Linked DNA regions of Homo sapiens: region 2 is linked to region 1. Evidence: read pairs that join two places in POLR2A ChIA-PET (ENCODE). Cell type or tissue: endothelial cell of umbilical vein. All regions are shown on one strand. Links, peaks and the distances in the headings refer to the core of each region. The heading gives the core; the rest is flanking DNA. Region 1 overlaps GRHL1 (grainyhead like transcription factor 1). Region 2 overlaps TAF1B (TATA-box binding protein associated factor, RNA polymerase I subunit B).

The links. ChIA-PET counts read pairs that join two places held together with the same protein. Peaks named below come from ENCODE experiments on the same cell type or tissue, not always from the same donor. Only the 100,000 strongest peaks of a DNase experiment are listed, where the experiment ranks them.
Region 2: POLR2A ChIA-PET joins it to region 1 with 9 read pairs; 3 of 35 experiments call an interaction of 5 or more read pairs at or near these places.

Annotation. Positions count from the first base shown.
Region 1 is chr2:9,983,857-10,000,283 of GRCh38, reverse strand. GRHL1 (grainyhead like transcription factor 1) reads right to left here. Exons shown (of 16, transcript NM_198182.3): 9 at 14,002-14,160; 10 at 9,537-9,588; 11 at 8,138-8,277; 12 at 7,040-7,077; 13 at 4,314-4,405; 14 at 3,883-3,968; 15 at 1,255-1,319. LOC124905970 (a long non-coding RNA gene) reads left to right here. Exons shown (of 2, transcript XR_007086207.1): 2 at 3,857-7,309. Among named protein-coding and RNA genes, the nearest start is that of GRHL1, 40 kb to the right of the region's middle. In endothelial cell of umbilical vein, for the core only: no CTCF peak of the experiment used is centred there; DNase peaks (open chromatin) are centred at 6,373 and 8,243; H3K27ac peaks cover 2,960 bases.
Region 2 is chr2:9,865,915-9,882,341 of GRCh38, reverse strand. TAF1B (TATA-box binding protein associated factor, RNA polymerase I subunit B) reads right to left here. Exons shown (of 15, transcript NM_005680.3): 6 at 13,913-14,066; 7 at 6,324-6,477. Among named protein-coding and RNA genes, the nearest start is that of TAF1B, 31 kb to the right of the region's middle. In endothelial cell of umbilical vein, for the core only: no CTCF peak of the experiment used is centred there; no DNase peak of the experiment used is centred there.

The sequences.
Region 1 (16,427 bases), core at 2,875-10,874:
AAATGGTACTTGGCTCATACCTGTGATGCCAGCACTTTGGGACGCTGAGGCAGGAGAATCACTTGAGCCCAAGAGTTTGAGACCAGCCTGGATAACATAGCAAGATCCCATTTCTACAGAAAAATTTTAAAAACTAGCTGGACATGGTGGTACATGCCTGTAGTCCCTGCTACTTGGGAAGCTGAGGTGAAAGGATGGCCTGAGCCCAGGAGTTCAAGGCTACAGTGAGCTCTGATTGCACCACTGTACTCCAGCCTGGGCGATAGAGTGAAACCATCTCTAAATGAATAAAGCAAAAGCACATCAATAACACTAACTTACATGATGTGAAGTCACAGCCCCCTGACAAATTACACACTCCAGCAAGTGAGCCTCAAAGTTTAAATGAACTACTATTATCAAACAAAAAATAAAGAATACAAAAACAAGAAAATAAACAAAAATAAATTAACTACTATTAAGTCCAACTCTTTCCACTAGAACCATCTAGAAATTTCCCATTAGAATTTGTTTTAAAACTAAGCCAAAAAATTCTTATGCTAGCCACTGCTTATCCATGCCAAACATCATAGACAGACAAAAAAGAACTAAAAATACTAATTTCTAGACAAAGCAGCAACGTGACATAACTTGGAAATAGGATCCTGAGCAGGAGGGTAGAGCAGGGCATGGGCTGCAGAGGCAGGGAATACCAACCATGGCCCCGAAAAGCCTCTTGAACTCTGAGCCTCAGCCGCCTGTCTATAAATATAAACAAGCCCTGAGACCAGCTCAGAAAGAAGACGTGAAGACCAAGCGCAGCACCGTGGGACGTGCCCAACCCAGTGCCCGGCTCCAACGGGCTCGACACACGGAGGTGCTGCCCTGGCCATCCTCAGTGGCGCTGGCCACACACCCTGGAGTGTGGAGCCATGGCACTGCTGCCAGGCATGTGGAGGGCAAAGAAGGTGACTTGGAGAAACAATACACAAAGATCTCCTCAAGGCAGATCAATTTTATCTAAGTAATTTCGTATATAATTTAGAAAAGCCACATTCCAGCACCCAGGTTTCTTTGGCTGCTTCTGGACTGGGCACGATGCACACGTGTCACACTGGCACAGGGTGTGTGTCACTGGCACAGGAGGGTGTCACTAGCATGCACGGTGTGTTACATGGTGCTGGGGGGTGTCAACAGCACTGGGGGGTGCGTCACACTAGCACTGCGGGGGGCATCAGCACTTTCCGAGGTACACAGGACGCAGTGGCTGCTTACCCCTTTTTACACTTCTTGAATATTTTCCCAATCTTGTCATGGGGAACATCGTATTTGTCTGAGATCTAAAAGAGGAAAGAAAAATAATTACAAAACCCTGTATCAAGGCTTTAGAAACCAAACAACAAATATATATATATGTATATATATGTGTACATATATATACGTATATATATGTGTACATATATATACGTATATATATATGTGTACATATATATACGTATATATATGTGTGTACATATATATACGTATATATGTGTGTACATATATATACGTATATATGTGTGTACATATATACGTATATATGTGTGTACATATATATGTATATATATGTGTGTACATATATATGTATATATATGTGTACATATATATGTATATGTATATGTGTACATATATATGTATATGTGTACATATATATGTATATATATATGTGTACATATATATGTACATATGTATATATATACATGTACACACATATATACATATGTATATATACGTATATATATGTATATATATACGTATATATATGTATATATACGTATATATATGTATATATATACGTATATATATGTATATATATACACACACACACACACACACACACATGCATAGTCACTCGACTTTTTGTTTTTCAAAAACGCAGACACAAAGACATGGAAAAGCCCCAGCTCGTGTGCTGGGGGCCTCCAGCTCTCCTCAGCCCGGCTGCCCCTCACTGTAATGAGCTTCTGGGGAGCTGTGGCTGTCTTCCTTTCGGGACATAGAGGCTATTTTTAATATTTTTAAAGAGAATGGGTGAATTGCTCCAAGGACAAACAGCTGATTCACTCTAGATCAAACGTTACACTTGTCATCCAGACCATCCTCAGGCTGGCATCACCAGCTTCACCTCAAGCCACAGAGCAAAGCTCAAGGTGGCACTGAGAAACAGAGCCTCAGGTGGCAAACGTGCAGATCCTGCCAACCTTCCAAACACGTGTTTCAGACCAGACCCCAGCTCCAAGTTCTCACCACACAAACCCTTTTTCTTTTCTGTACGAGTGGATGATAATACTTTGTGTTCTGACATGTAAGACCTGTCATGAGTTCCTCGTGAGCCATGAACAGTTATGCTGGCCCAGTAATTCTGCATCCTCTTTACTCTCCTCTTTCCCTGTAATCAGAATTTGCATGTTTTTTGTTTGTTTGTTTTTTGTTGTTTTTTTTTTTTTGAGACGGAGTCTTGCTATGCCAGGCTGGAGTACAGTGGCGGGATCTCAGCTCACTACAACCTCCACCTCCCTGGTTCAAGTGATTCTCCTGCCTCAGCCTCCCGAGTAGCTGGGATTACAGGCGCCTGCCACCAAGCCTGGCTAATTTTTTGTATTTTTAGTAGAGACAGGGTTTCTCCATGTTGGCCAGGCTGGTCTCGAACTCCTGACCTCAGGTGATCCTCCTGCCTCTGCCTCCCAAAGTGCTGGGATTACAGGTGTGAGCCACCGCACCTGGCCAGTTTGCATGATTCTTAAGACATGATGAAGGGTCATCAAAAGGCAAGAAAAGAGAAACCCAGGGGACATCCTAGGAGGCAGGAAGTGACAGTGGGAACGGCGCTGCCTGTGCTGTGGGCAGGCAGGGATGCACTGAGTGACACCCGTGGACTTGGGGCGCCTGGCTGAGAGACCGCACAGCAGCTCCCCAAACCCACGCCCCATCTCCCTGCTTTATTAATCTTCATGGCACTCATCAGTACCTGAAAAATGACCTCAACTTCTTTGCTTATTTTGGTGTCTGTGTCTTCCTAACTACAAAATAAACTCCATTCAGCACTGTGTCACTGACGCGCATAACTCCAGTGCCCGCCACAGTGCCTGGCATGAAGCAAGCCCTTTATCAAGATGTGTTAAATGAATTCAACACACTACAGTCATCAGAGGGAGCTGGGGGAGATGCTTTTAGCCCAATTATGGACACACTTTGAGCTTAAAGATCTCTACGGTCTCTAGGAGACAGGCTGGTAAATATCTGCACTCAGTGCTGATGACATGCGTTTTTCCAGTGCACAGCTGGAACGGGAAATTAACACAGCAGCCTTCCATGTTTCCTCTCTTACTGATATCCCCACAGGGAGCATGGGGTCAGTTTATTCCAGCCTCGTGCTGAGATCCTCGTAAGATGGACTTACGGCCATCACTGGTTACACGTCTACTTTCTCTGCAATAGGCTGTAGTGAGGTCTTGATGCAAGTTCAGTAATTTCCTAGGATTGGGAGTTTTAAAGGTAGACTGAGGAGCCACTGTTTTTATGTATGAAGTTTTTAAGATTGTACTTGATTAAAAATCACTTTTGTTAGCTTCTAAGTGGCTTGCTAAATGGCAATCTCCCTTTAACCACGTATATAAAAATTAAACATTTCATAGGCCATCACAGATGCATTCACTTCAGTGGAACAGGTGTGACTGAGTGACTGTGTGAGTTAAGACCCCTGGGTGAGGATAAAATGTGGGACGCACGACGACTCGAGAAAGGTGTCAGGGATTCCAGAAGGTCTGACAAAGGATTTGGATCATCTGATAAAGTGTTTCAATGAAATCCTATGTACTTGTCCTTTCATTTTGTACAGGGGATTACAGAGTTGATCCTACTTACAGCTTCCATCAAGCCCTTCAAAGATGGGGTTTTGAGCATCAGGGCATCAAAGACTTCTTCTGACTCCTTTCGAACGTAGAGCAGCACTAATCAATCCCCAACCAGGAATAAGGAAGGGAAAAGAGAGGAAAAAAAGGATACAGTTCACATGAGCAAAAGAGGAAAACAGACCACGGTACCAGCTAAAATAAAAACCACATTCACATCAAGGATGACAAGCATCAGCCAATATCAATTCTGTCTTAAGGAACACAGGTTTCAGCTTCTCTGAACTTTGCTCTAAGTCCTAGCTCAAGCTAGATGTCAGTCTGATGGAAGAATTCCCAAGCAAGTGAAACTGGGAAAAATGTGCTTGAACCATTTATGCTTTTGATAGATTCTGAACTCACTTCTGATTTAAAACTCCCACTAAGAAATGGAAACGAACACACCTCTCTTTGGTTCTTCTATCCGGGCCAGCTTGGTAGAAGGAGGGACAGCAAAGTCATCTTCTGTGCCGTACGGCCCCCTTTTCAAGACAGAGCTGCAGTGATCCAAAATATGCCGTTAGTGATTCAACTTAACCAGCTGCATCAACATTAAGGTGTTTTAGAGCCTGTCATGGAACTAGATTTAAAATGACTTTCATTCTTTATCTGGTCCAGCTTCCTTATTTGTGGATGAAAAATCAGGCTAAAGGAAGATCCTGACTCCAGGGCTCATGGATATTTACAGGCAGACATGGGACCACACTCAGGTTCCCTGCAGGTATCTGCACTCTCATCAGATAAAGCTGCCTTCTCGAAGATGAGGCGCTTTGGTTTTTTTTTTTTTTTGTGAGACAGGGTCTCATTCTGTTGCTCAGGCTGGAGTGCAGTGGTGCAATCATGGATCACGGCTCACTGCAGCCTCAACCGCCCAGGCCCAAGCAATCCTTCCACCTCAGCCTCCCAAGTGGCGCACACCACCACACCCAACTAATTTTTTTATTTTTGTAGAGATGGGTTCTCCCTATGTTGCCCAGGATGTTCTCAAATTCCTGGGCTCAAGCGATCTTCCTACCTTGGCCTCCCAAAGTGCTGGAATTATAGGCATGATCCACCACGCCTGGCTGTCTGGTGCTTCTTTTCAGGAAACACTCTATGGAGGAGGCAGGATCTGAGATAACCTTGTACAGGCAGTGACAAAGGAGATGATGTTTCAAAACACTGAGGAAGTGTGAGCAGGAAAATGCAGGGCCAGCCTGGCTCAAACAGAATGGCCCACAGGAAGCCATATCTAGAAATTTCGGGAAGCCGACTCTACCGTGAATGTCCTGATCATTCAGCTCTAAGGAATTAAATTTTACATGGCAGAGAAGAGGGAATAGTTGAAAGGTCTGTGAGACTGAGTGTGGTACCCAAAGTGTGTTGGTACCCAAAGTGTGTGGTCAAGACTGGAGGGGACCCCAGGACCTTCAAGCAGAAAAACCAGGGGAAGGAGGCTGGTATAATCCGAGCACAGGATTCCACAGGTTTAAAATATGGTGGTATCATGGAAGCCAAAAGGTGAGAACAGACCAAGGAGAGTCTGAGGAGAGAAAAACTCAGATCGAACGAACGCCTGGCTACCAGGGGCACCTGGCATGGAGGGTCCAGCAGGTGGTGTCACGGCAAGCAAGAGAAGAGGTAGATAACTGAAAGTGAAGGGAGGGAGTGCTGGATTTGGAGCAGAATGGCCACTTCAGGAGCAGGGGCTGAGCCTCCGAGACTCTGCCACCTCAGTTCCTAACACACAGCAGCCGTCTAGTGAAAGTGCCGGCAGGACTCAAGCCTGAAACACTAAGAATCAAAGGGGCAGTGCAGGCCTCGCCTTCAAAGAGAGGCACGATGGGTAACGTGTGGGGCATGAATGTCCCCAGTATGACGGTTTAAGCCCTGGGAATGGATGGAAGATGAGGGAAGAGGGATGCTGAGGAATGAACTTCCCATGGAAATCTTGGCTCTCTCCATCAGGATGCACCTTTCTGAGGGCAGATAACAGAAAGAGGGAGGCTGAGGCGGGAGGATTGCCTGAGACCAGGATCTCTACAATAATAATAATAATAATAATAATAATAATAATAATAATAATTAGATGGGTGTGGTGGCATGTGCCTGTAGTCCCACCTACTCAGGAGTCTGAGGCAGGAGGATCACTTAAGCCCAGAAGCTCAAGGCTGCAGTGAGCTGTGACTGCACCCCTGCACTCCTACATGGGCCTCAGAGCAAGACCCTGTCTCTAAAAGTAAAATGAAATAAAAACAAAAAGAATCTTTGCCTTGTTGAAAAAGTCCCAGAGCCATCAAGAAGGTTCTGATAGCCCAAAGAGGGGTAGCGTCAGCCCCCCTCCACTAGGCAGCATGAGTAGGGGGCTGCCCGGCACAGGAAGGCAGAGCCCAATTCTGGGACAACCTGAGCATCAAAGTAAATGACTAATGAATCACAGCTTATTGAATAAAACAGGAAACTATGAGTTCATACTGATAGCAATAAATGAACGAGTAAACTGAAAGTTTGATGGGGAATGAGATATTTACAAAGCTACAATGCACCTCCCCAGACAACACTTACTATAAAAGGAGCCACTTTGCAGTGGAGAAGCTGGCAGATACCAGCTTAATCAAGTGACCAAAGAACACCATTAGTAACAGATAAACTGACATCAAGCGCCATCTGCTAGGACACACGGAGAACCCAGCCTGGCCTCTATGACATCCCTGCCAGGCCTGGAATCTAACCATGAGAGAGCAGCAGACACACGCAAACTAAGAAGAGTCTACAAAACAGCTGGTTGTAATCTTCAAAAATATTTGGTCAGAAAAGTTAAGGAGTGGCTTAGTTCTAGACTGAAGAAGATCAACAAACATGACAAACAACTACAATGTGTGATCCTGAACTGGATCCTTTTTTGCTATAAAGGACATTATTGGTGCTAATGAAGCAATGTTAATATTCTAATCTTGACTGTGACACAGGAGGATGTCCTTGTTGGTAGGAAATATATACCACGATATTCAGGAGTGATGGGCCATCAGGCTGGCAACTTATCCTTGATGGCTCAGGGAAAAATGAGTTCTTTGTACTGTACTTGCAGTTTTTCTACAAGTTTGAAATCATTTCCATTATTAAAACAAAACAAAACAAAACATAAATCTTACCCTTCACCCTCCAATTCTTCAGAGGCAATGGGAAGGACCTAAGACCAAAGGAATAGATTGCTTTTCAAATGTATGCTCAAAATGTTTGGCCATAAATGAATTATTCCTAAAATGGAAATAATTTTGAATTTCACCAATCTAATATAAAATCCTTTAGCCTTAGTTTTCAATAACAGATTCTTACAGATGTCTTGAACTCCTTTAACTCAGTGGTTGGGCCAAATCTGGTCTAAAGCCAGTTCATGTAAATAAAGTCTTTACTGAAACAAAGCCACGCTCATTCATTCACATGCTGCTTATGGCCATGTGTGCACTAGTTCGGCAGCACTGAGCAGCACAGTGGAGACCACGGGGCCCCAAAAGCTGAAAACCTTTACGGCCCAGCCCTTCACAAAAACAGTGTGCTAACCCCTGCTCACCTCCAGCTTCCCATTAGAAACTAAATGTACTGGCCATGGCCCCAAGAACTCTGACGAATCTTTAGTCCTTATAAATCTGTCCACAAAGTGCATGAAAGACTGTCTTTTTGATATTTATTTGCACTCAGCATAAAACCATGCTTCATTCTACTGAAGTTTCTATCCCTTGTAAGCCTTTGCCACAAAACAGGGCGTGACCATTTTTTAAAATTTAGTTTTAGTTGCCAAGACATGGCCATTGGTAACTACACGTGGCAAGGACGGCTCAGTAACTGGAACTGTGAGAAAAGCCTTCGGATGTTCTTATGTTATAAGAGCTCCTTAACCTAGGTATTGCCCCAAGTTAAGTTTAAAAAGATGACAGGCTCAAACTCCAAATTATGCTACTATTCTAGAATCTTTTAAATGAGCTAGGATATGTAGGTATGAAGAACGAACGAATGAATGAATGAATACAAACAGAATAAAGCTGACAGGCTGCACTGCACCTTGAAATCAGCGATGCTTACCATTTTTATTGCACGGGCATCATGTCACCCCAGCAGAATATTCCAAAGAGCTGACTAACTGGTCAAACCTCACTCAATTTTGGCTTCTGTTTCCCATGAATAATGCCAAAGAATTTCCTTTTGCCATGCCTTCCTTCCTGGTAACCTCCCCTGGGATCCTGGTTACCTACATGAGTGCCCCGCTGCAAGTTGGCAAAGTGCACGTCAGGAATGAAGAGGACAGGCTGAGTATCGAGATCAATGAAGGGTTTGAAAACTGTGATATCCATTCGCTTGTGAGAGGGAAGCAGTGGCACTTTAACATCAGAAACTGAAAAAAAAAAAAATTAAAAAAGAGGAAGCCAAGGTCAAAGGATTACATACAGACTGGATGCAGGCCACAGAGTGCTCGCCTCTGAGTAAGATACTCCAAGTGTAGCACTCTGTAAGATACAACAGGGCACGCTGCCTGCCTAAGAATCCCAGTTTATGTAAAGGAATTTGTTGTGTGTATTTCCACTAAAATCAACTGAATGTCTTATCAAATCAAAAGGGAAAAGGTATCTTCAAACACACACAGACGCATATCCACAGAAGATTTGCGACAGAGGCAGAGCGTATTTAGTTTTCATTGGAAAGGCTAAAATGTATAATTGTGTAAACATAATTTGGAAGAAATTTCACCTCAGCTGTCCTCATTAAATAATTTACATTCCAACACTCATGGACCCATTGACTTCAGAACATATCAAGAAACTCGACAATGAGGTGAAGTGTAAGCATGCCCATCCAATTTTTAATTTAGTAAGTTAGAGACTCCATCTTCCCCAATGATCTGGCTGGCCCTGAAGTACTCAGTAATGAGGTCTCCTAGTTAGTCAGCTGCTCTCTGAAGTGTCACTGGGAGTTTGTACTTTGATACCAGTAGGAGAATCCTGACTAAGGTGTTGCAGGGCAAATGTCTGCTGAGCCAGACAGACCATTCAAAAGAGCTGCCAGAAGCCCATGTACTACAGATGGAACCCTACAGGCACAGAACAGCACTTTCTTCATTTTAGATACAAGATTTTGTGAATATGAATACTGGTCACAATTAAAAAAAAAAGAAAACAAAGCCTTCCTGGTGAAATGTCCAAACAGAAGCCCTATAGATTCTGCAAATATTAAAATACTATACTTTAGATACAAAATATGATCTTACTTGGAGTTAAGACATCTTGAATTCTCAAGACCATTATTATTACTTTAAAAAATCTAGATAAGTCCCAATTTTAACAGTGATTCATGCAGAACGTGTTGTCATTTTTCAAGACTGGAAACAGAAGTCTGAACTAGAACTGAGAGCCAAAAACGCTGAGGTCGGGAAAACCCAGGGATCTATCCTGTAGTCCCCAGGAAAACCCCTCCCGCTGAGCTGGCATCTGCTGCTGATCTGAGGAAGAGGCAGTGCCACACTGCAGAACAGGAAGAACACCCACTGTCTTCTGCGTGCAAACTCCAGCCACCATTCTCAATGGAAAAGGTCTGAAGCTTGCCGGGAACATTTCTACTTACAGGCATTCACCTGGGAGCTGGGGTCAGGACACTTGCCTTTTCTTTTGCTTTGCTTTCGTTCTTCATCCCTGATTTTCCGCTCAGCTCCCTGTAGGTTAAGAGAAGACAAGATATGATTCTGTTTTCCAATCTTCTTTAAAATATTTAACTCTTATCCTGACCAATGGAAGAAGAAGCCTTTCTCCCTTCTCTGGACAGGAACCCCATTACTTACTATATTCATGAGGCTTATCATAGTAGTTTCTTCTAAAAAGATTAGTCTTAAAATTATTTTTAATTCTATGAAATCACAGGGAACAACATTTATTTGAAAAACAAATAAAGCAAAATTCCGGCCGGAAGCGGTAGCTCATGCCTGTAATCCCAGCACTTTGGGAGGCCGAGGTGGGTGGATCATTTGAGGTCAGGAGTTCGAGACCAGCCTGGCCAACATGGTGAAACCCCACCTCTACTAAAAATACAAAAATTAGCCAGGCGTGGTAGCGGGCACCTGTAGTCCCAGCTACTTGGGAGGCTGAGGCAGGAGAACTGCTTGAACCCCTGAGAGGTGGAGGTTGCAGTGAGCTGAGATCACACCACTGCACTCCAGCCTGGGTGACAAAGCGAAACTCTGTCTCAAAAAAAAAAAGCAAAATTTCTCCTTATAATGGATGTGGTCGTGTTAAATGAAAGCTGAGAAAATCTGTGAGTATACCACATGCCTGCAAAGACACAAGGGTATTTTCCCTTTGTCCAGTAGGAAAAGGAAATGAAAGAAAAAACCCAAGTTGGCCCTACTCTTGAGTATACTCTCCTATATGGCCAAGGTTATCACTGAAGGCTGTGATTCAGTCCAAGGGCCTGGTATCAACCATGTGGCAGATCTAACCAAGCAGAATTCACAAAGTGAAGATGGAACTAGAAATATGCATCATCACTTAAAAGAGAACAAGTGGGCTGGGCGCGGTGGCTCACGCTTGTAATCCCAGCATTTTGGGAGGCCGAGGTGGGTGGATCCCTTGAGGCCAGGAGTTCACGACCAGCCTGGCCAACATGGGAAACCCTGTCTCCATTAAAAATACAAAAAATTTAGCCGGGCGTGGTGATGCATGCCTGTAATCCCAGCTACTCGGGAGGCTGAGGCAGGAGAATCAGTTGAACCTGGGAGGTAGAGATTGCGGTGAGCTGGGATCGCACCACTGTACTCCAGTCTGGGTGACAGAGTGAGACTCCCTCAAAGAAAAAAGAGAAAAAGTGTACTCAGAGTCCTAGAAAAAGACACTCGTGTACTCTGTATATCAACTGCTCAAAGACCGATAGTACCATGCAGCTGAACCCACAACAACAAAGTTCAAAAGAACCATATTAGTAACAAACACGGCCCAAAATCAGGCAATGAAGCATATTTAAAAACATTACATTTAATCATTTTGCTTGACTTATTGGAATTAATTTCTGGATGGTACAGATTTCTTTACATAGTGCTCCAGTTAAGGATGAACTGGTAGCTTATTTTTCTGTTAAATAAATTTGCTGAGAGCAAAAAGAGGCAATAAAAATCCCACTGATCTTATTAGCATTATTATATAATAAGGACCACATTTTAAAAACAGAATATAAAACCACCTTCTGCCTTTTCTAGAAGGTGGTAGCATACTAACATAGTAAATATACAACCTGCTTATAAAAATTGCTATGTAACATTGACACAACAGTCCCTCCCTGACACAGAAAAACAGGTAAATATCCCCAATCTCCTAGCCATTATTGTATGAAGTTGGTCTGGGTCTCTCTGTCCCTTCTAACAAGTCTAACCATAACTTCATTCTGATGATAAACACCACCCTCCTCCAAAAGGTGGAGGGTGCAGTCCTATTACAAAATAGGACTGTCCCTCCTTATTTATCTGTGTATCTATAAAGAATAAGGTATTTCTGTTTCTACATAACATGGAGTAACACAGATCAGATTTACCCTCCACCCTGAAACAACAACAAAAACCAGACGAAATGCAGAAACAAGAACGAGAAGGCCCTGACCAGCAGGCAACTAAAGAACAGTGATCCCTGGGAGACAGGAACCCGCGGCAAGTCCTCAAACCATGCTGGCTGCTGCCTTCAGAGTTCCCAGGCCATGGCATGGGAATTCTCATGTATTCTCAGTCCAGGTGCCCAGGTTTGAGGAGACAGAGCTGGAAGTCCACAGAGACCAAGGCAGCAGGACAAAGTACCAAAGAGGAAAGAGCTCCGAGATCTTCAGTGAGCCCCACTCCAGTACGTGGCCGGGTACCAACAGGTACACAGGTACCAGGAAGCTGCCCAAGGCTGGGGGTCAGGGTTGGGAACTGACATCCGAAAAGATTAGAGAAACAGTGCCCGAAACTCACACAGAGCCAGAAACAGTACCTGTTCCCACCATATGGGATGGACTGGAAATCCCTGTCATGAGGATTATTACAAGGAAGTAATGTGAGAAAACTTGTAATGAGCAGGGCACTTGGTAGAATATTCAGAAAAATCCTGCTCAGGAGCGCGGGATGATTAGCCTTACACTGAGCACAGCTCCAGATCCGCCTAGCAAATCATAGACATAAGATCTTAACGAGCAGATGGTTTCCGAGCAACTTAACCAGATTTCAGGACAAAATTCAAGGAGATTCACAATAATACAAAAATGTCGAGCACCCAGGAAGGTGAAAATCACCAAAATGCCACACAAAGAGTAAACATCATCCAAAAAATCCAAAAAAGGCCTCAGGCTCATTCACTGTGCTCAGCCACTGTGCTTTGTGTACCTGATGCAAAAGCCAGGGTGACAGACCAGGCCTCTGACAGCAAACATACTTCCAGTTACCTAGCCCCTCTAAAAATCTCAATAAAAGACAAGCTCCCTTAATAGGATGAAAAGAACTGCCCCCGTCCCCTGCCAAAAATAGGTCCAATATTTTTGAGTAGGAAAAACTCAAGATCTTGCTGTCTTAGTTCAATGGAATGTCCACTCATCCACGGTTGCTCCCCAGTTTCGAGCCAGCACAAACTTTCCCCTCAAGACTCGACGCACCTTCCAGACTCTCCCTGCATTGAATCCAGCTCAGCCCCTGGCTCTGCACTGGGCAAAAGTAAGCCTCTCTTCTCCAGATAAAAAAAGAGCCACACCAGGGAAAACAGGTCATGCAGAGATCCCTCTGGGCCCTGCACTTTTTCTTCTTGCCTCCCTGTGGCTGTAGAGAAGAATCCGCACCTCTCCTTCCCCATGCTTATTGAAGGGCCTTTGGGGAAGAGGGCTGTGAAGGCACAGCACTTTGTGATTCAGCCACTCGGACACAGCTAAGGAAGAGCTCCCGTGCAGGGGTGACTGCCTACACTTCCAGCAGCTGGGCTCAGAGGGTCCTGTGTGCACCTCCTTTACTTATCAGACATGCCCAACAAAACGTACTTATCAACCCTTCTAATCTATCAGTTAAAACGTAATTTCAAAAATCTCTACATAATGTGTCTTTGCAAGGCCAAAACAATAATTAAAAGCTATTTTAGGCCAGGCATGGTGGCTCACACCTGTAATCCCAGCACTTTGGGAAGCCAAAGTGGGCGCATCACATGAGGCCAGGAATTCAAGACCAGCCTGGCCAACCTGGCGAAACCCTGTTTCTATACAAAAATTAGCCAGGTGTGGTGGGTGTGCATCTGTAATCCCAGCTACTGGAGAGGCTGAGGCACAAGAATCATTTGAACCCGGGAAGCAGAGGCTGCAGTGAGCCGAGACTGCGCCACTGCACTCCAGCATGGGCGACAGCACCAGACTCTGTCTCAAAAAAAAAAAAAAGCTGTTTTACATTTTGGGAAGCCAAGATGGGAGGATCACTTGAGGACCGGAGTTCAAGACCAGCATGGGAAACATGGCAGGACCCCCATCTCCACAAGAAAATTAAAAATTAGCTGGGTGTGATGGGATGTGCCTGTAGTCCCAACTACTCAGGAGACTGAGTTTGGGGGATCGCTTGAGCCCAGGAGGTTGAGGCTACAGTGAGCAGTGATTGCACCACTAAATTCCAGCCTGGATGACAGAGTGAGACCTCATCTCTGATAAAGGCTGGGCGCGGTGGCTCACACCTGTAATCCTAGCACTGTGGGAGGCTGAGGTGGGCAGATTACCTGAGCTCAGGAGTTGGAGACCAGCCTGGGGAACATGGCGAAACCCTGTCTCTACTAAAAATACAAAAAACTAGCCGGCCGTGGTGGTGTGCACCTGTAATCCCAGCTACTGGGAAGGCTGGGGCACAAGAATTGCTTGAACCCAGAAGGCAGAATTGCAGTGAGCCGAGATTGCACCACTTCACTCCAGCCTGGGAGACAGAGGGAGACTCTGTCTCAACAATAAATAAATAAATAAATAAAAATAATTTTAAAAGTTATTCTATATTAGCAGCTATATTCTCATTTTGACATTAAATATTAAAGAGACCCTGGTCTTTTTCCATGAGTGTGTCTCAAACACTTGTTCCAAGCATCCCTGCCGATCTTACCTTGTCACAGAAGACCTTGATCTGGCAGTAGGCCCGGTGCACAGGCTTGTTGCTGCGGTTGTTGTAACTATAGGTATCAACTTGAATGTTAAGAGGCAACCCCTTCACTCCCTTCTGGGAAGAGAAATCTGTGCTTAAGCAGTTCACAGAGATGAAAACCTGCCAAGGGAAGAGAAGGTTCCATAAGCAACAGGCACCAAGTCAAACCTAGCACAGCTCATGAAAATATTAACATCACTGAAATTACTCAAGTCTATTTTAAATGAGAAGCTCAGCTTCTCATTTTTTAAAAAAGGGTTTTTAAAAAGAGGTGATCAGGGGTTTATTTTAAAACTGCTTTTGGTCATAGAAATAGCAGACCTTAAAGAGGAGGAAGAGTCGGCAGCTCTGAACCTCTGCTTATGTTCCCTTCCAGAATCCCTATTTAATATCAGCTAGGACAGGGGAAGAGGCTGGTTAGCTTTCCTGATGTCATTTTCCAAAGTTACCAATAGCATAGCTCCCTCTGCAGCTGTTCTGTAACTTAGTAAAAACTTCCTAGGAATCCACCTATATTTGCGTTGACACCACCTCTTAGGATAACCTGTAGTACTCTGTGTCCTCATATTTTAGAACTTATGACATCAGTGTTCCTCTAATCCACAATTTTTATAAGATTCCAATAAAGTTCTCTCTCAATCTTTGCCCATGCAGACTAAACAGTCCTCATTTCTTTCCAGTTTGTTCTTATTAACCTTTTGGTTATCAAATCACATTGGGCCCAGTGTTCAAGGGATGATTTGTAATTTACAATTATTTCCATACTCCTTTCTAGGTATGGAAATATCAGTGCAAGGGTCTTTTATTTAAACATAACTGGATTCTTTACATGCCCAGATTAAACCTAAGACAAAAGTGGTAACGTTTGTTAATAGGCTGAGAACTTAACGATCACTAAACACCCAGGAATGTGTTCCTCATTCAAGAAGTTCCACACAGATGTGGTCAAAACTCCCTAGAATAACCCGGGAAGATGTTATGCTGGTGGGTCTATTTCCATGAGAGAAACGAAGAATCCAATTCCTTAAGCAACAGTTCTACTATTCAATCATGAAATTACTTCAGAGAAACTGTCTAAACCAGACTTTGAGCTTCTCAACCCACAGTTTCAAAAGTCTGCTTTCCTATCAGTGCCCAAGCCACCACTTCCCACAGGAGCAATTTTTTTTTTTTTTTTTGAGACAGTCTGGCTCTGTCACCCAGGCTGGAGTGTGGTGGTGTGATCTCAGCTCACTGCAACCTTTGCCTTCTGGATTCAAGCCATGCTCCCACCTCAGCCTTCCAACTAGCTGGGATCACAGGTGTGCGCCACCACGCCCAGGTAATTTTTGTATTTTTTTTTTTTTTAGAGACAGGGTTCCACTATGTTGCCCAGGCTGGTCTCCAACTCCTGAGCTCAAGCAATCCTACCATCTTGGCCTCCCAAAGTGCTGGGATTACAGGCAGGAGCTACCACACTCAGCCCACAAGAACAATATTTAAAGATGACTTCCAAGTGCAGTAGGTTAGCACCGGCTACACTCACTCCAGCTGCTAGCATGTGCCTGAGCAATGCACTAAGCCGGCGAGAACCCATCCAGGGGGATCCCCCACCTTCGAAATGGAAGGCAGGAGATGTCACACCCTTCTCTCCTGGGCTCCAAATCAGTTATCTCCCGCACATTTTCTCAAAAGTTAAAATAAGCTGAGTCACATTATGAATATGACATTGGAAGCTGCTACTTAAGAGGAACCCAGTGTACAGCAAATAAACATGTGCCATTTCCCCACTATTTTTATCACTGTGGATTTTAAAAATGTTTTTGAGCTCCCTTTCAACTAGTTTTAGAATTTACTGCGGATGCATGTGCACCACATAGTGGACATTATTGGAATTACAGTTTTTAAAACTAAGACTGGCCCATTTCAGACCCTTCAACCCCGTGAGCTGACAGGGGAAGATTCCTTCTAGCCCCTGGGTCAACAGCCAAGAATGGGTCCACCACAAGCAGCACTGGGTGTCACTGGCTGAACTAGGGCAGATGGGGAAAAATTTAAGTTATAATGGGGTTGGGGGGCAGCTATAGTAACTTTTTTTTTTTGAGATGAAGTTTTGCTCTTGTTGCCCAGGCTGGAGTGCAATGGCGCAATCTCGGCTCACAGCAACCCTGCAACCTCCGCCTCCCGGGTTCAAGCGATTCTCCTGCCCCAGCCTCCTGGGTAGCCAGGATTACAGGCTTGCACCACCACACCTGGCTAATTTTGTATTTTTAGTAGAGACAGGGTTTCACTATATTGGCCAGGCTGGTCTCGAACTCCTGACCTCATGATCCGCCCACCTCGGCCTCCCAAAGTGCTCAGATTACAGGTGTGAGTCACCACTCCCGGCCACATTTTTTTTTTTAAAC
Region 2 (16,427 bases), core at 4,682-12,681, 120 kb after region 1:
CGGATCACGAGGTCAGGAGTCCGAGACCAGCCTGGCCAATATGGTGAAACCCCGTCTCTATTAAAAATACAAAAATTAGCTAGGCATGGTGGCTTGGCCTGTAGTCCCAGTTACTCGGGAGGCTAAGGCAGAAGAATCGCTTGAACCTGGGAGGCGGAGGTTGCAGTGAGCTAACGCCACTGCACTCCAGCCTGGGCAACAGAGCAAGACTCAGTCTCAAAAAAAAAAAAAAGTGTTCAAGAAGTGTGTATCCTACTTGTTAGTTCACCACTAGGCTTTCCAACATGGCATTCCCTGTATCCCTAGCTCCCCTCGCATGATAGGCTCCTACTCATAAATCACTCCTTCAAGGAGGTCTACCTTGATCCCCATTTTCTGTGACAGCCTACCTCCCTTGTCTACCCTTCTGTCTCCAATACCTATAATGGTACATGTTAGATGTTTGTTGCTGAAAGAACCATTAAGGAGTGGGACCTTGCCTGTTTGCTCACCACTCCACCCCAATGCCTGGTACACAGTGGATCAAATATTTTGAGTCAATTATTGAGTTTGAAGAAAATAACACATACACATAAATAGACAAATATATTTATTTAGGATTCATTAATTTAACAACAATGTATTGAATACTATATACCTAGTCCTATTCTAGACTGCAGGGAAACAGCAGTGAACAAAACAGAAGAACATTCTTGTTCCTATGGAGTTTACATTCTAGTGAGAAAAGAAAGATACAAAACAGATGAGTAAAATCTATAGTATGTTAGGTAGAGTGAAATGTTAAGGAGAAAAATAAAGGAGAACTGAGAATGAGAAATGGGGGTCTTGCAACCATGTCAAATATATACTTATACCTATATATATTTAAAATAAGAAAATTAAGGAAAGTGAGCTAAAGACAGGAATAAGTACACAAAATGCATTGCCTTGAAGAGCTGGGCTGACATTTGGCTTTCAGCTTTGTAACACTTAAAGGACAAAACTGATTCAACACTTTTTTTTTTTTAAGACAGAGTCTCACTGTCGCCCAGCCTGGAGTGCAGTGGCATGATCTCAGCTCACTGCAGCCTCCACCTCCCAGGTTCAAGTGATTTTCCTGCCTCATCCTCCCAAGTAGCTGGAATTACTTACAGGCACCCACCACCATGCCTGGCTAATTTTTGTATTTTTAGTAGAGACAGGTTTTCACCATGTTGGCCAGGCTGTTCTTAAACTCCTGACCTCAAGTGATCTGCCTGCCTTAGCCTCCCACAGTGCTGGAATTACAGAAGTGAGCCACCAGGCCCAGCCTCAAATTTAATTTCAATTAAAAATGTGTTTTAATTTTTACTCTACTGAAAGTTGAGAAATATTTACATAAAAATGGTGTTAAAGGTTCCCCAGCTAAGTTTTTATTAGTATATTTCGTTTATATGATAGTATTTATGTGCAGTAATCAGTATTTGTATTATTGTGAAATTATATTTTTGGTTTAATATTATTTTATATACAAGATGTAATGTATACCTGTCACTTTTTAAGCTGCCTAGTATTCCACTATGTTAATGTGCTCATTATTTATGTAGTCTTCACTCCTATGTGATAATACATGCCAGCACTATGTGGAGTGTTAGGAGTCTGCAGAGATAAGTAAGAGATGAAGGGTCTTCCACACTCCCACCCTAATAGGTCAGACAAACAGCCTGCACATGAGTCAGTAGAGACACTGTCTCAAGCAGCACAACAGAGGCACAGTCAGTTCTGTAGGAGCAGAGGAAGAAATGAGAGACCTGACTAGGGGAAGCAGAAATGTCCGCAAAGAGCAGGTCTTCGGCATCTGGAGTTCTAACAGTTTTTCACCATTTATAAATAGTTCTTTGAATCTCCTTTTAGAAAAGTATTTGTTTTTCCAAAAAAAAAAAAAAAAAAAAAAAAAGCTGCTTACTCAAAGTTCTGAACAATCTATTTCCCTTCCTAGGTATTATCAGCTAGTTCTCTAGATCAATCCAGGAAGTTGACAGAAAAACTGGTGTAGACTAAAAGCATCTCATATGCCTCTCCTGACCAACAGAGTTTAGCCATGTCCCCTGGAAACACTGTCTCTACTTATAATTATGTAATTTTCCAAAGTTTCAATCTATGATGGGTTAGAAATTTAGTAAACTCATCCTTTGTCTCAGATCACTGAAAAAAACCACTGCATTAGAATTAAGTCGTGTCTACCTGTAAAAACAGATCCTGAACCCAGTCACCATTACCACTGCCATAATCCAAGCCACCATCTCTTGCCTGGAGGATAGCAAAAGACCACCTGGTCTCCGTGCTTCCACCCTTCCCAGAACTCATTTTCCACAGCTGCCTGAATGATCTTTTAAAAACATCAATCAGATCGTATCTCTCCTGCTGCAATCTTCCAGGGGCTTACTCTCACACTGGAAACCCGCAGTTCCCCTGGGTATGAGGTTTCCTTCCAGAGTGATATGTCCTGAAAATAGAGACTGCACAGCTTTGCAAACTTTGAAAACATATTGAAAACCACTGAATTGTATATTTTTAAAGGGTGCATTTTATTATATATAAATTATACCTCAATTTTTAAAAATCCAAATTCCTAACTTGGTTTACAAAGACAGATATCTGCCTCTGATGATCTGTTCACTCTCATCCTCCTACTCCGCCCTAGAATTCTCTGACTCCAGTCACACGAACTCTCCTCTGCTCCTTCATCACACAGCTCTTGCTTTAGGGCTTGGCACTAGCAACCTCCTTCTACCCGGAATGCCAGTACAGCAGTCCCCACTCATCCTCTTTTTTGTGTTGCATGGTTTCAGCTACCTGTGGTCTGAAAATATACAATGGACAATTCCAGAAATAAACAAGTCATAAGTGTTAAATTGTATGCCATTCTAAAGAACATGATGAAATATCATGCCATCTCTCTCTGACCCACCTGAGATGCGGGTCCTCTCTTTGTCCAGCACAGCCAAGCTGTAGCGCCACCCAGCCATGAGTTACTTGTAGTTCATTGGCTCATTCTCAGATCTACTGTCAGAGTGTTGCAGTGCTTGCATTCAAGTACCCCTTATATTTTACTTAATAACAGCCTCAAAGCTCAAGAGTAGTAGTACCAGTACACTGTAATAATTATTCTATTTTATTATTAGGTATTGTTGTTAATCTCTTACTATGCCTAACTTATAAATTAAACTTTATCATAGGAATGTACACATAGGAAAAAACATAGTGTATATAGGGTTCCGTGCTATCTACATTCTCAGGCATCCAATGTCTTGGAACATATCTTCTGTGGTAAGTGAGGTCTATTGTACTCCTGATATTCACACTGGCTCTATTTTCATTTAAGGTGCAGAGTAAATGCCACCCTCTTGGTGAGGCCTTCCCGAATAACCAATCTAGAGTAGCCATCTAGTCATTTTCTATCATACCATCCTATTTCAATCTTCTGAATAGCCTTTCCCTGTCTGATCCTTTTCTTATTTATCAGGTTAGTGCAAAAGTAATTGTGGTTTTTGCCATTAACTGCAATGACCTTTGCACCAACCATATGTATGTGTTTGTTTTTTCCTCCTCTGGTCTTGAAATTTGTGAGAGCAAGGACTTGACCTATATGATTCACAACTGCATCGCAAGGGTCTAGATGCCAGAACAACACCTGCATATAGTAGATATTCAATACAAATTTACAGAATGAATAAGGGCTGGCTATTTTTATTCATTAATGCCATTATTGCTAGGTAGGCAGGGTCCCTTACAGGCTATTTGCAGGGTAATGAATTTATCCTAAGGACTATGGATGCTGCTAGAGGACTTAAAAAGGGAGTGACATGCACAGTGTTAAGGTATGTGGGTACTTTGGCCAGGCTAATAACATACTCCCTTAAAACTGTGTTCTTTACATATTTTTTCAAAGTTTGGCAGTGGTTCTCAAACTTTGCCATCCATAAGAATCCTCTGGGCCAGGCATGGTGGCTCATGACATAATCCCAACATTTTGGGAGGCCAAGGCAGGAGGCCAAGGTAGGAGGCTTGCTTGAGGCCAGAAGTTTGAGACCAACTTGGGCAACATCACAAGACCCCAGCTCTACGAAAAAATAAAAATAAACAATTAAAAAAAAAAAAAAAGAAGAAGAATCCCCTGAAGGGCTTATTTTAAAGCAGAGATTATCAGGTCCTACCCCAGGGTTTCTGATTCAGAAGGTGTAGGATAGGTCTAAGAATTCACATTTCGAACCAGTTCCCAAGTGATACTGAAGCTGTAAGTCAGGAGGCCACATTTTGAGAACTTATGACTTAGAGCTCTTTCTGGGAGAAAAGCAAAGGAAGAATATCAATGGTGACAGTCTCTTCTCCTATAGCCCCAAGCAACTAAGCTCTGTTCCCAAACTTGTGTATTCCACAGAGCAAAACAAAAGCCCCCTAGCTAACTAGATTTAATCTCCTTGAAGGCATTTTAGAATTCCCCTTGGTGGGGGAGGAGAGGGAAAGAGAGAGAGAGGAGAAAAGAGGGAGGGAGAGAAGAGGGGTGGGTAGTATCTTACCCCTATTATTCCAACCACATATAATATTCTCCCTGAGAAGAATTCCAGGTAAATACGACTTTCTCCACCTTGTTAGATTTCTAGGAGAGTTCTGTTAGCCCCTTATAGATCGTCCTGGGTAGGATGGCTAGCCCCTTTATCCAGCTCTAATGACATGATTAGGTTTATGTTTTTGTAAGATCCTTCTGGTTATCAGGAGGAAAATGGATAGAAATGACACAAGATTACAGACACAGAGCTCATCTGGGAGACTGTTAAGCAATCCAAATGAGGGTAGAGAGGACAGAGAGAGAGAGGGAATGCAGAGAAGAATGGTTCTGTGAGTTTTTGGACATATAACTGAGTGGACAATTGACCAACAGTGTACGTAGAGGGGAAAGAGTCAAGGATGATTCCTAGGCTTCTGGATAGGATGCAACAGGGTGGATGGCATTTACTAAGAAAGAGAACACTGGAAAAGGAGCTGGATCAAGGAGACAGATGATGAACCTCTAGTCATGCTGATTCTGAGATACCATAAAGACATCTAAGTAGCTGTGTCCAGCAGACAGCTGTATATATGAATCTATGGGTCTGGCCCTCAGTAGACAAGTCTGGGCTAGAGATATAAATTTGAGAGTCATCAGTATAGTGGTAATTAAAGCGTTGGGAAAAGATGAGATCACCCAATGGGGGCATACAAAACAAGATCAGGTTTTTAAATTAATAGTAAAATTCACTGAATCATGGGCTATCTGCTTGTAGAGTTAATCAGACCTGAGGAAAGCGTTTTTATTTGGTTGATGTGGCCAAATTCAAAGGCACTATCATCATTTACTGGAGGCATTACATTTAATCAAAGGGGCTGAGCCAATAATGACGATGATGGTGGTGATGATGAAAACAAAAACAGTAATGACTAGCACTGAGGTCTTATTATGTGCCAGACACTGCTCTACGTGCTTTCCATGTAGCGCTAATTATTGAAAGTAGTTACAACCCTATGAGGTAGTTATTATTAGCCCCATTTTACCAACGAAGAAACAAAAGCAGAGACAAATTAAATGACTTACTCAAGGTCATATAATAAATAAGTGGCAAAGCCAGGATTCAAACCCAGCAGTTTGGTTCCTAATTTGTGCTGTTAAAAGCACCCTACATATTGATTAAACCCAAATGTTACTATTCAGAACACATATAAAGCAAGGAGAAAAAAATCAGCACATAAGAATTTTGGCACGTCTATTAAGTGAGAAATTCTTACACATAAAACTGTAATTTATTCATTAACCAAAACACTCTGTAGATTATCCTGAAAAATATAAACGCTTACTATCTGGATAACACATCCTTTCAACAGTTTTGTCTTCAACTTTTCCTTACAAACATAGACAACCTATATTTTAGCTCTTAACACCAATATATGCTTTTGTGTAACTACAAATAACCATTTTGCTAATGTAAAGATCACCTGTTTATCTTTTCTTAGAAATGAAAAATATTTACTAATATTACTCAGGTACTTAAATGTCACTTTTCTCTTCAAAAGATTATATTAGATAATTAATTTTCCAATAGCCCATGTGTGGTAAGTACTATAATTTCTACTACATAAATAAGAAAATCAAGAAGATGAATTACTAGCCCAGGGGGGATTACATTTCAGAATTAGAATTCAGGCTACTCAACCTTTCCAGTTCCTTCCTCAAGTTAAGCCTTCTTATAAAAATCAAAATATCCGAAGTTTGTCTACTTAGTTCATGTAGTAACCAGCAAAAATATTATCATACAAGAGGTCTAGCTAACCTCAAAAGATCTGAAAGTGTTATTGCTTCTCTCTGCCAAAGTAAGGACAGATAACAGAAGGCAAGTGTCTGTGGCATGGTCATCTTCACGATTCCCTTCTCCTTTCGTTGTGAGTATTCAACTCCATCCAGAGATCCAGAGCAGACAGACGTTTCTTAGGAGATAAATGGAGATTTTTAAAAATCCAGTGAACTATTTGGATAACAAAAGAAAAACAGCAAAAAATCTAAACAGGCATTTTAAATATTGACATGGTTTGGCTGTGTCCTCACCCAAATCTCATCTTGAACTGTAGTTCTCATAATTCCCACGTGTCATGGGAGGGACCTGGGGAAAGTAATTGAATCATGGGGGCGGGTTTTTTCCATGCTGTTCTCATGAGAGTGAATACATCTCACGAGATCTGATAGTTTTATAAAGGGTAGTTCCCCTGCACACGCTCATCTTGCCTGCTGCCATGTAAGACGTGCCTTTGCTTCTCCTTCACCTTCTACCGTGATTGTGAGGCACTCCCAGCCATGTGGAACTGTGAGTCCATTAAACCTCTTTTTCTGTATAAATGACCCAGTCTTGGGTATTTCTTCATAGCAGTAAGAAAATGGACTAATACAATTATCTTAAAACTAGTTATAAAACCTTTACAAAGAGCAATTTGGCAATAAAGAGTAATAAAGGACTAGAATAAAATCAGCCAAAAACGTAATCATGGGATATCTGTAGGAGTGGGATGGGACAGGATTCTAAAGACGGATTTGAGCCAGGCACAGTGGCTCACGCCTGTAATCCTAGCACTTTGGGAGGCCAAGGAGGGTGGATCACTTGAGGTCAGGAGTTCGAAACCAGCCTGGTCAACATGGTGAAATCTTGTCTTTACTAAAAAATACAAAAAATTAGCCGGGTGTAGTGGTGGACGCCTGTAATCCCAGCTACTTGGGAGGCTGAGACAGGATAATTGCTTGAACCTGGGAGGTTGCAGTGAGCCGAGATCGTGCCATTGCACTCCATCCAACCTGGGTAACAGAGCAAGACTCTGTCTCCAAAAAGAAAAAAAAAAAAAGAATTTGAACGTTTGAATTTTTTAATAGTGAACATAAACCAATTTTTTAAATAAAGGAAAGGATACACAATTACAATGCACAACAAAAGATGTGTAACTGCTTTGACTCTGACCTCAACTCCCATGTCCCCTTCTCTACAAGGCCTCTCCAAAACTCCAAAACTTAGCTAGAGCAGCACCTTCTTCTATCCCCATCTTTCAGGTATCCTCTACCATATGACATTATGGTATCTTCATTCATTCACCAGATGCTTATTCATCTCATTCTTTGTGCCACTCTTCTATGTCTCAGGAAATGACAAGTGAATAATGTCTCATCTCTCTTAGAACTTATATTCTAGTAATGGGAGACAGACCAATAAACAAACAAACAAGAAATACAATTGGCAGAGCCAGGTGCCATGGTGTGCACCTGTAATCCCAGCTACTAGGGAGGATGAGACAGGAGGATCACTTGAGCCCAAGAATGCGAGACTAGCCTGGGCAACACGGAGAGACTTTCTCTAAAAAAAAAAAAATTACATTTGACAGATAGTGATGCTACATAGAAAAATAGCAATGTAGAGTCATAGTAAGTGATGGGAAGGGAAGAGAGATGCGCTACTTTATATGGGTGTCAGAGAAACCTCATTGAGAAGGTGATATTTGAGCAGAGACCTGAATTAATTCAGAAAGTAAGTCTTAAGGATGTTGGGAAGAATACCAAGTATATTAGCAGGAGTGAACTGCAGGAACAGCAAAAAGGCCAGTGTAGTGAGAGCATCATGGGATGCAACATAATATAGTTTCTACGTAAATCTACCAAGATTGTGAGGCCTCCCCAGCCATGTGGAACGATGAGTCCATTCAACCTCTTTCTCTTTATAAGAACAGAAATTTCTGAGGGAAAGTGGTGGGAATGATACTGAAGAGAGATTAAGAACTACATTATGTAGAATTTTGTAGGTCATTATTTGTACTTTGGATTTTATTCTAAGAAGTTTCTGGAGAGTTTTAAAACATGGAAGCAACAGGACCTCATTTATGTATTTAAAAAGGTCACTCCAGCTGCTGAGGGAAGAATGGAGTTACGGGAGGGCAGGAGTAGAAACAGAAGACCACTCTTCCAGGAAAGCCATGACTGGTACTTGGACTGGAGCGGTAGCATTGCAGCTGGTGAGAAATGGTTGCATTCTAGATAGATTTTAAAGGCAGAGTCAAAGGATTTGCTGATAGATTGGATGTAAAGCATGAGAGAAAAGAAAACAAGTATGATTATAAGGTTGTTGGCCTGAGCAACAAGTAGAATGCATTGCCATTTACCAAGACAAGGAAGATGGCCAAAAAAAAAAAAAAAAAAAATCCAGTTTGATGAGCGAAATCAATGTTAGAATTATGTGTGTTAAGTGTGAATCTTATTAAATACACCAACAGAAATGTTGAGTCAGCAGCTGAATATAAGAATCTATACTTTGAAGGAGAGGTGGGACTAGAGATAGGAATTTTAGTTTCAGCATATAGTTGGTGGTTGGTTAAAGCTATGGTATTAGGTGAAGTCACATAAGGAGTAAGGGTAGAAAAGCAGCAGGACTAGGAATGACCCTGAGAAGCTACACTTTCTTAAACACAAAGTCTCAAAATAACTCCTCAAAATCCCTTTCTCCAAATTCTGTAAGTCCTTTCTTCATAGCACTTATCAGTGACTAAAATGTTCTTTATTTGGTCGTTTATTGCCTATCTCCTCCTACTACAATATAAACACCCTGAAGGCGGACAGTCTTGCCACCATTATGTCCCAGTGCCCAGAACAGTCTCTAGCACAGAGTAGAAACCTGATGTGCAAATAGGCCCAACAGTTCTACTTTGAAGATTTCATCCCAGTGAAATGATTTGAAAGCCATGCAAAGGTTTCGGGTCAAGGAATGCTGTGGCAGCACTGTTTATAATATAAAAATTTAGAACAACCTAAATGCCAGGAATAGAAGTTTAATTAAGTAATTCCATGCAATGGTATACTACAAAACAATGTCCATAGAACTTTAAGATCAGTGGTTCTCAAAGTATACTCCTGGACCAGCAGTATTAGTATCACCTGAGAACGTAATGGAACTGCAAATTACTAAGGTTTAACAAGCTCTTCAGGTGATTCTGATGGATGCTAAAGTTTAAGGACCATCGGTTTTAAATGAATATATAAAGTCACAGATTTCCATAAAATAAATGTGTGTTGTGTACACACACACAATTTTTTGTATATTCCTTATAATATGTAAGGACTTCCAGTTAAGGTGGCAAATTGAAAACACGTTAGCCTCTGCTCTCTCCTGCTACAACAATTATAAAGAGAATTTTTTAAACATGTAAACCTGAGGACAAATAACATGAAAAAGGTGACAAGAACAATAAAATTTTAGAAGTCAGAAAGCATACAGATAGGTGATTATTGGCTTAGCAGTCCTGGGAAAGCTAGATTCAAAGTCAGCAGTGGGGAATATGCCAAAAAGCAGTTTTCACTGGGGATCCCTAAAGAAGGCTCAGGAATTGGAGAAACTCATACCCCTAGAAACTGGATGAAGGCAGGCCTAACACCAGGATGACTGCTTAAAATCCAGATTAAGAAGCAGTTAGACATCCAGATTCTTTTTTTTTTTTTTTTTAAGATGGAATCTCGCTCTGTTGCCCAGACTGGAGTGCAGTGGTGTGATCTCAGCTCACCACAACCTCCAACTCCCGGGTTCAAGCCACTCTCCTGCCTCAGCCTCCTGAGTAGCTGGGACTACAGGCGTGCGCCACCACACCCATCTAATTTTTTGTATTTTAGTAGAGACGGAGTTTCACTACGTTGGCCAGGATGGTCTCAATCTCCTGCCCTCGTGATCCGCCTGCGTCGGCCTCCCAAAGTGCTGGGATTACAGGCGTGAGCCACCACACCCAGCCAGACATCCAGATTCTTATCCCAAATCCATGCAGCCAAGTGATGCCCCTCCCTAGTCTTGGCCAAAAACTGGAAATTTCTTCTCCAGAGAGAAGGGTCTCTAGAATAAGGCATGCCACTCACATGCACTGTTGAGAAGTGAAAACAGGAGGCTTAAGTGAAAGTTTACATACTGAATACTAAAACAATCCCCCATTCCCCTCCGGTCTTCTTCTTCCTACCCAGTTTCCAGAACAGTGACAGCCAAGATTACAAACCCGCCAAACAGAAGACTCAAAGAGATTTCTCTGAGGAATCTGATCAGCTCGGGGGGAAAAGATTTAAAGATGATAATGCTGGGGTTCACTGAGAAAATAACCTTGCAAGCAGAGCAGAGCTGACAAGACTAACCACGGAAACAAAGCCTTTTATCAACTTTTTAGTCTCCCATGTTTAAGTAAGAATAGCTATCTTAGGCTCACTAAACATTTGAAGCCTTTCATGTAAAAAGCAGAGGCCAAAACAATCAAGTCAGGCATGAAATATCGTTAATATTCTCTGTGAAATAAAAGATGCTCCACAAAAATGAGAGGGTAATCCAGGAAAGAAGAAATGGGATGCAGAAAATAAAAAATTCCAACAAAAGAAAAATGACAGAATCTCAGGATGGTGGTAAAGAGAGATCCTGGCCAGGCACAGTAGCTTACGCCTACAATCCCAGCACTTTGGGAGGCCGAGGTGGGCAGATCACAAGGTCAGGAGATCGAGGCCATCCTGGCTAACACGATGAAACCCCGTCTCTACTAAAAATACAAAAAAAAATTAGCTGGGCATGGTGGCGGGCGCCTGTAGTCCCAGCTACTCGGGAAGATGAGACAGGAGAATGGCATGAACCCAGGAGGTGGAGCTTGCAGTGAGCCAAGATCGTGCCACTGCACTCCAGCCTGGGCAACAGAGCAAGACACCATCTCAAAAAAAAAACAACAACAAAAAAGGAGAGATCCTAAAGTCAGCCAGGCCACAGGTCTAGAGATATCATTCTAGATCAGAGCAGATCAGAGGCTCCAGGGAGACTTCTTCCAGAAGATGAAACTGATAGAATGCATAAGATATTAAGAGATTATAAGAACTGGAAGTGTGGAGATACATTAGTAATAAATTATGGATTAGTAATAAACAGAAAACTAAATAAATAACAATTATCAACTCCAAGAAAACCACAGGATATACAGAAAAAGTAATCATAGTAAGCTATACAGCTCAGTCTAAATAATGTGTATACATTTATAATAATTTAAGCAGTAAATACTGATCTAGTAAAAAATTACAGCAATTATATTGAGAAGAGAGAGAATGAGAAATGCACATGCATGTACTGGGGACTATGTGCAGATAAGGGACAGTGAGGAATGTGTGAAAGAGCTAAAACAGAATTGAATAGCTAATGTCCCAAACTAGAAATCAAGATGTAATACTAGAAGCACGTGATACGGAAATATGAAAGTCACAAAAGAGTTGAAAATGAATGCCCCTTGGGAACAGGACATTAGCTGAAGGTAGACTACAAATTTTATTTTTTTTTAAGACAAGGTTTTGCTCCGTCGGCCGGGCTAGAGTGCAGTGGGATGATCACAGCGCACTACAGCCTCGACCTCCTGGCTCAAGCACTCCAGCAACCTCAGTCACCTGAGTAGCTGGGACTGTAGGCATGCACCACCATGCCTAGCTAATTTTTATTTTTTGAGAGATGGAGGTCTCACTATGTTGCCCAGGCTGGTTTTGGACTCCTGGGTTCAACTGATCCTCCCTCCTTGGCCTCCCAAAATGCTGGGATTACAATAGGTGTAGTCCACTGCCGTGACTGGTGGACTACAACTTAAAACAATTTTTTATTTTTACGATTTTTTTATAACAAGACTTATAGAATGATTTGTAGAGTTTTGATTTAAAAATTTATTTATTATTATACTTTAAGTTTTTAAAAATTTAAAGAATGAAGAAATAATTCAAATTTTTACAAAAACAAAATAAATTCTTTCCGTATACATACATGAAGAAAAACTTTCTGGAATGATCTACAATAGCAGTAGCGGTAATTTCTAGTTGGTACAGTAACTGGTGATTTTATTTTCTTCGTGACTATCTGCATTTTATAGTTTTATATTGAGTTTCACTAATAATTACTTCTTTTTTTTTTGAGATGGAGTCTTGCTCTGTCACCTACACTGGAGTGCAGTGGTGTGATCTTGGCTCACTGAAACCTCTGCCTCCCGGTTCAAGCAATTCTGCCTCAGCCTCCCAAGAAGCTGGGACTACAGGTGCATACCACCACGCCTAGCTAATTTTTGTATTTTTAGTAGAGATGGGGTTTCTCCATGTTGGCCAGGCTGGTCTCAAACTCCTGACCTCAAGTGATCTGCTCGCCTCAGCCTCCCATAGTCCTGAGATTACAGGTGTGAGCCACTACGCCCGGCCATTGATTACTTTTAATGTAAAAACTAAAAGAAAGCTCTAGGGATCATCATTTATTAAAAAACAAATAAGCAGGCCGGGCACGGTGGTTCACACCTGTAATCCCAGCACTTTGGGAGGCTGAAGCAGGCAGATCACAAGGTCAGGAGTTTGAGACCAGTCTGACCAACATGGTGAAACCCCATCTCTACTAAAAATACAAAAATTAGCAGGGTGTGGTGGTACATGCTTGTAATCCCAGCTACTCAGGAGGCTGAGGTAGGAGAATCACGTGAACCTGGGAGGCGGAGGTTGCAGTGAGCCGAGATTGCACCACTGCACTCCAGCCTGGGTGACAGAACTAGATTCCATCTCAAAAACAAAACAAAACAAAACAAAAAAAAATAAGCAAACAAAACTGTTACACATAGGTAAACAAAACAATCATGATGCTTTAAAAGGAGCTAATATCTTCTTTCAAAAAGGTTCGATGGTTTTACAGTCATGGTCTTCTGGGAATATTTGAGCTCAGGCTTGTCTGAAAAGGTGGAGAAGAAAACTCCAGAAATTCCTTGTTGCCCAATTAGTCAATGATCCTAACACTTTACACCAAAAGTAACTTATTTGATATCTGTGTCACTGTGCAGTCCAGGAAGAGATGTGGATACACTGATAAAGGAATGAAGGCCTATATTTTAATCTTAAATACATTCCTTATTTATTTCAAGTTATGGAATTATATCAGAAAGTAAAACACACATGTAACAAGGTAAATTTTACTCAGCTTGATTTAGTCTATGCTTAGAAACTGGACATACCATCTTTGTCTATTTTACTATATGGCTACATAATAACATTTTTCTGCTACAACTTTTCTTTGAAGACGCTGAGCCCACACATATAGATCTTTCTGAAGCAGCCTCCTTCTTTCTGGATCCACTTGAACTTTATGTCCCTTTAAAATCACACACAAAAAACTCACATGGAGACAATGTGCCTTTTAAAAAATTGCGCTAAGATTTCACTTAGTTTGTCTTAGCCATATGATTCAGCAAGTCATTCTTCCTTGCTAGATTCTTCCTCGCTAGACCAAGTTCCCTTTCCTTGGATTATCAGAAGATTAGACTAAATTATTTTTAAGGGGCATAACAGCTTTAAAATTCGAAATGGTTTGGTTCTCATTTTTACCTGATTGTGATGCTTTGCTGACGGGGAAAGGTTTTCGAGTGTGGATGTCAGACTGAGACTCCGCTCCACTTTCAAGAAAAGGAGGACAGCTGACATCACTTAGCAGCTCAGGCTCACTAGCCCAGTCTGAATGACTTAGATTATCTTCTAATACCTGTTTGCAAAACAATATAAATAAAATTATTGTGTAACAGTTTTAAACAGTTAATTTCTGTGAACTTAAACAACTCCTATCACAAACACCCTAAAAGAAACCACTCTAGAAAACTGCAACTGCCTGCCAAGTCCCTTTACTTCTGAAACACGCTCCTGACAGCTCCCAGCAGTGCTTCTTGGAGAGGAGTCACAGACAAGGATGGGCGAGGAAACCGGCTGCCAGCCCTGCCATCAGGTCTCCTTCTTCCATGAACATCTCTCTTACAGCGCTAATATCTTCACCACTGAAAACATCGCGCATCAATGACCCCACACATGCTGGCTGGCTTCTTTTTACCAAACCTACCTGGGGAATTTTTGCTTTGTATCTTTGTTAATTCTGGTTCTCCTGCCTGAACTACGCCTTTTCCTCCCTCTCCCTAACTCATTACTTACTCATCATGCCATCTTTCCAACCCACTCTTCAGTGATTTCTCCTTTCCTTGAACTCCTGTAGCATATACGATTTGTAACATGTAATCAACAAGGATATACTATCTCATACTACTGTTTAACTGTTCACACATGTACTGTTGAAACAACAGAGTGTCCCTAAAAAGGTCAGCTGGCTGGCTACCTAAAGACCTCATTAGCTGACATTACCCAGGCAAACCGATCACAGTCAAAAAGCCATGATTTCAACCCTGCAGGCCAAGAAACTTGATCTTATTACAGGAAGATAAGACTAAGACTCCTGGTAAAGAGGCTCACAAGACAATGAAGCAAGAAAACCCAAAAAAACAAAAAAACAAACAAAAACCTCAGAGAATGAAGTAAGATGCTTGTGTCCTCTGTCAAGCATATCCCCTCCCTATAGGGAAGCCCTGTGAGAAGGAGGCTACACCAGAAAGCTGGCTGATGAGCATGAACACAGAGAAAACTTCCACAGGTTCCCACAGGTTACCACTGCCAGCAACTCTACCACATACTCTGCCTCTGCCTGATTCTTCTGGACGATTCAAACTCCTGTTTAAAGCCAGTTTCTCTATTTGTGCACTTGATCCCACCTCTCTGTACACTCAAAGATATCTGTTCAAAGATTCACATCTACTCTTTCTCTCCATTGCAAATTTTTCTTCTCTCCTGCATCATTCCTATCACTACACAAATATGCTATCATTTATCCCACTTTATTTAAAAATTTTTTTATTATACTTTAAGTTTTAGGGTACATGTGCACAACATGCAGGTTTCTTACATATGTATACATGTGCCATGTTGGTGTGCTGCACCCATTAACTCGTCATTTAGCATTAGGTATATCTCCTAATGCTATCCCTCCCCCCTCCACCCACCCCACAACAGTCCCCGGTATGGGATGTTCCCCTTCCTGTGTCCATGTGTTCTCATTGTTCAATTCCCACCTATGAGTGAGAACATGCGATGTTTGGTTTTTTGTCCTTGTGATAGTTTGCTCAGAATGATGGTTTCCAGCTTCACCCATGTCCCTACAAAGGACATGAATTCATCATTTTTTATGGCTGCATAGTATTCCATGGTGTGTATGTGCCACATTTTCTTAATCCAGTCTATCATTGTTGGACATTTGGGTTGGTTCCAAGTCTTTGCTATTGTGAATAGTGCCGCAATAACCATACGTGTGCATGTGTCTTTATAGCAGCATGACTTATAATCCTTTGGGTATATACCCAGTAATGGGATGGCTGGGTCAAATGGTATTTCTAGTTCTAGAACCCTGAAGAATCGCCACACTGACTTCCACAATGGTTGAACTAGTTTACAGTCCCACCAACAGTGTAAAAGTGTTCCTATTTCTCCACATCCTCTCCAGCACCTGTTGTTTCCTGACTTTTTAATGATCGCCATTCTAACTGGCGTGAGATGGTATCTCAATGTGGTTTTGATTTGCATTTCTCTGATGGCCAGTGATGATGAGCATTTTTTCATGTGTTTGTGGGCTGCATAAATGTCTTCTTTTGAGAAATGACTGTTCATACCCTTTGCCCACATTTCATGGGGTTGTTTGTTTTTTTCCTGTAAATTTGTTTGAGTTCATTGTAGATTCTGGATATTAGCCCTTTGTCAGATGAGTAGGTTGCAAAAATTTTCTCCCATTCTGTAGGTTGCCTGTTCACTCTGATGGTAGTTTCTTTTGCTGTGCAGAAGCTCTTTAGTTTAATTAGATCCCATTTGTCAATTTTGGCTTTTGTTGCCATTGCTTTTGGTGTTTTAGACATGAAGTCCTTGCCCATGCCTATGTCCTGAATGGTACTGCCTAGGTTTTCTTCTAGGGTTTTTATGGTTTTAGGTCTAACATGTAAGTCTTTAATCCATCTTGAATTAATTTTTGTATAAGGTG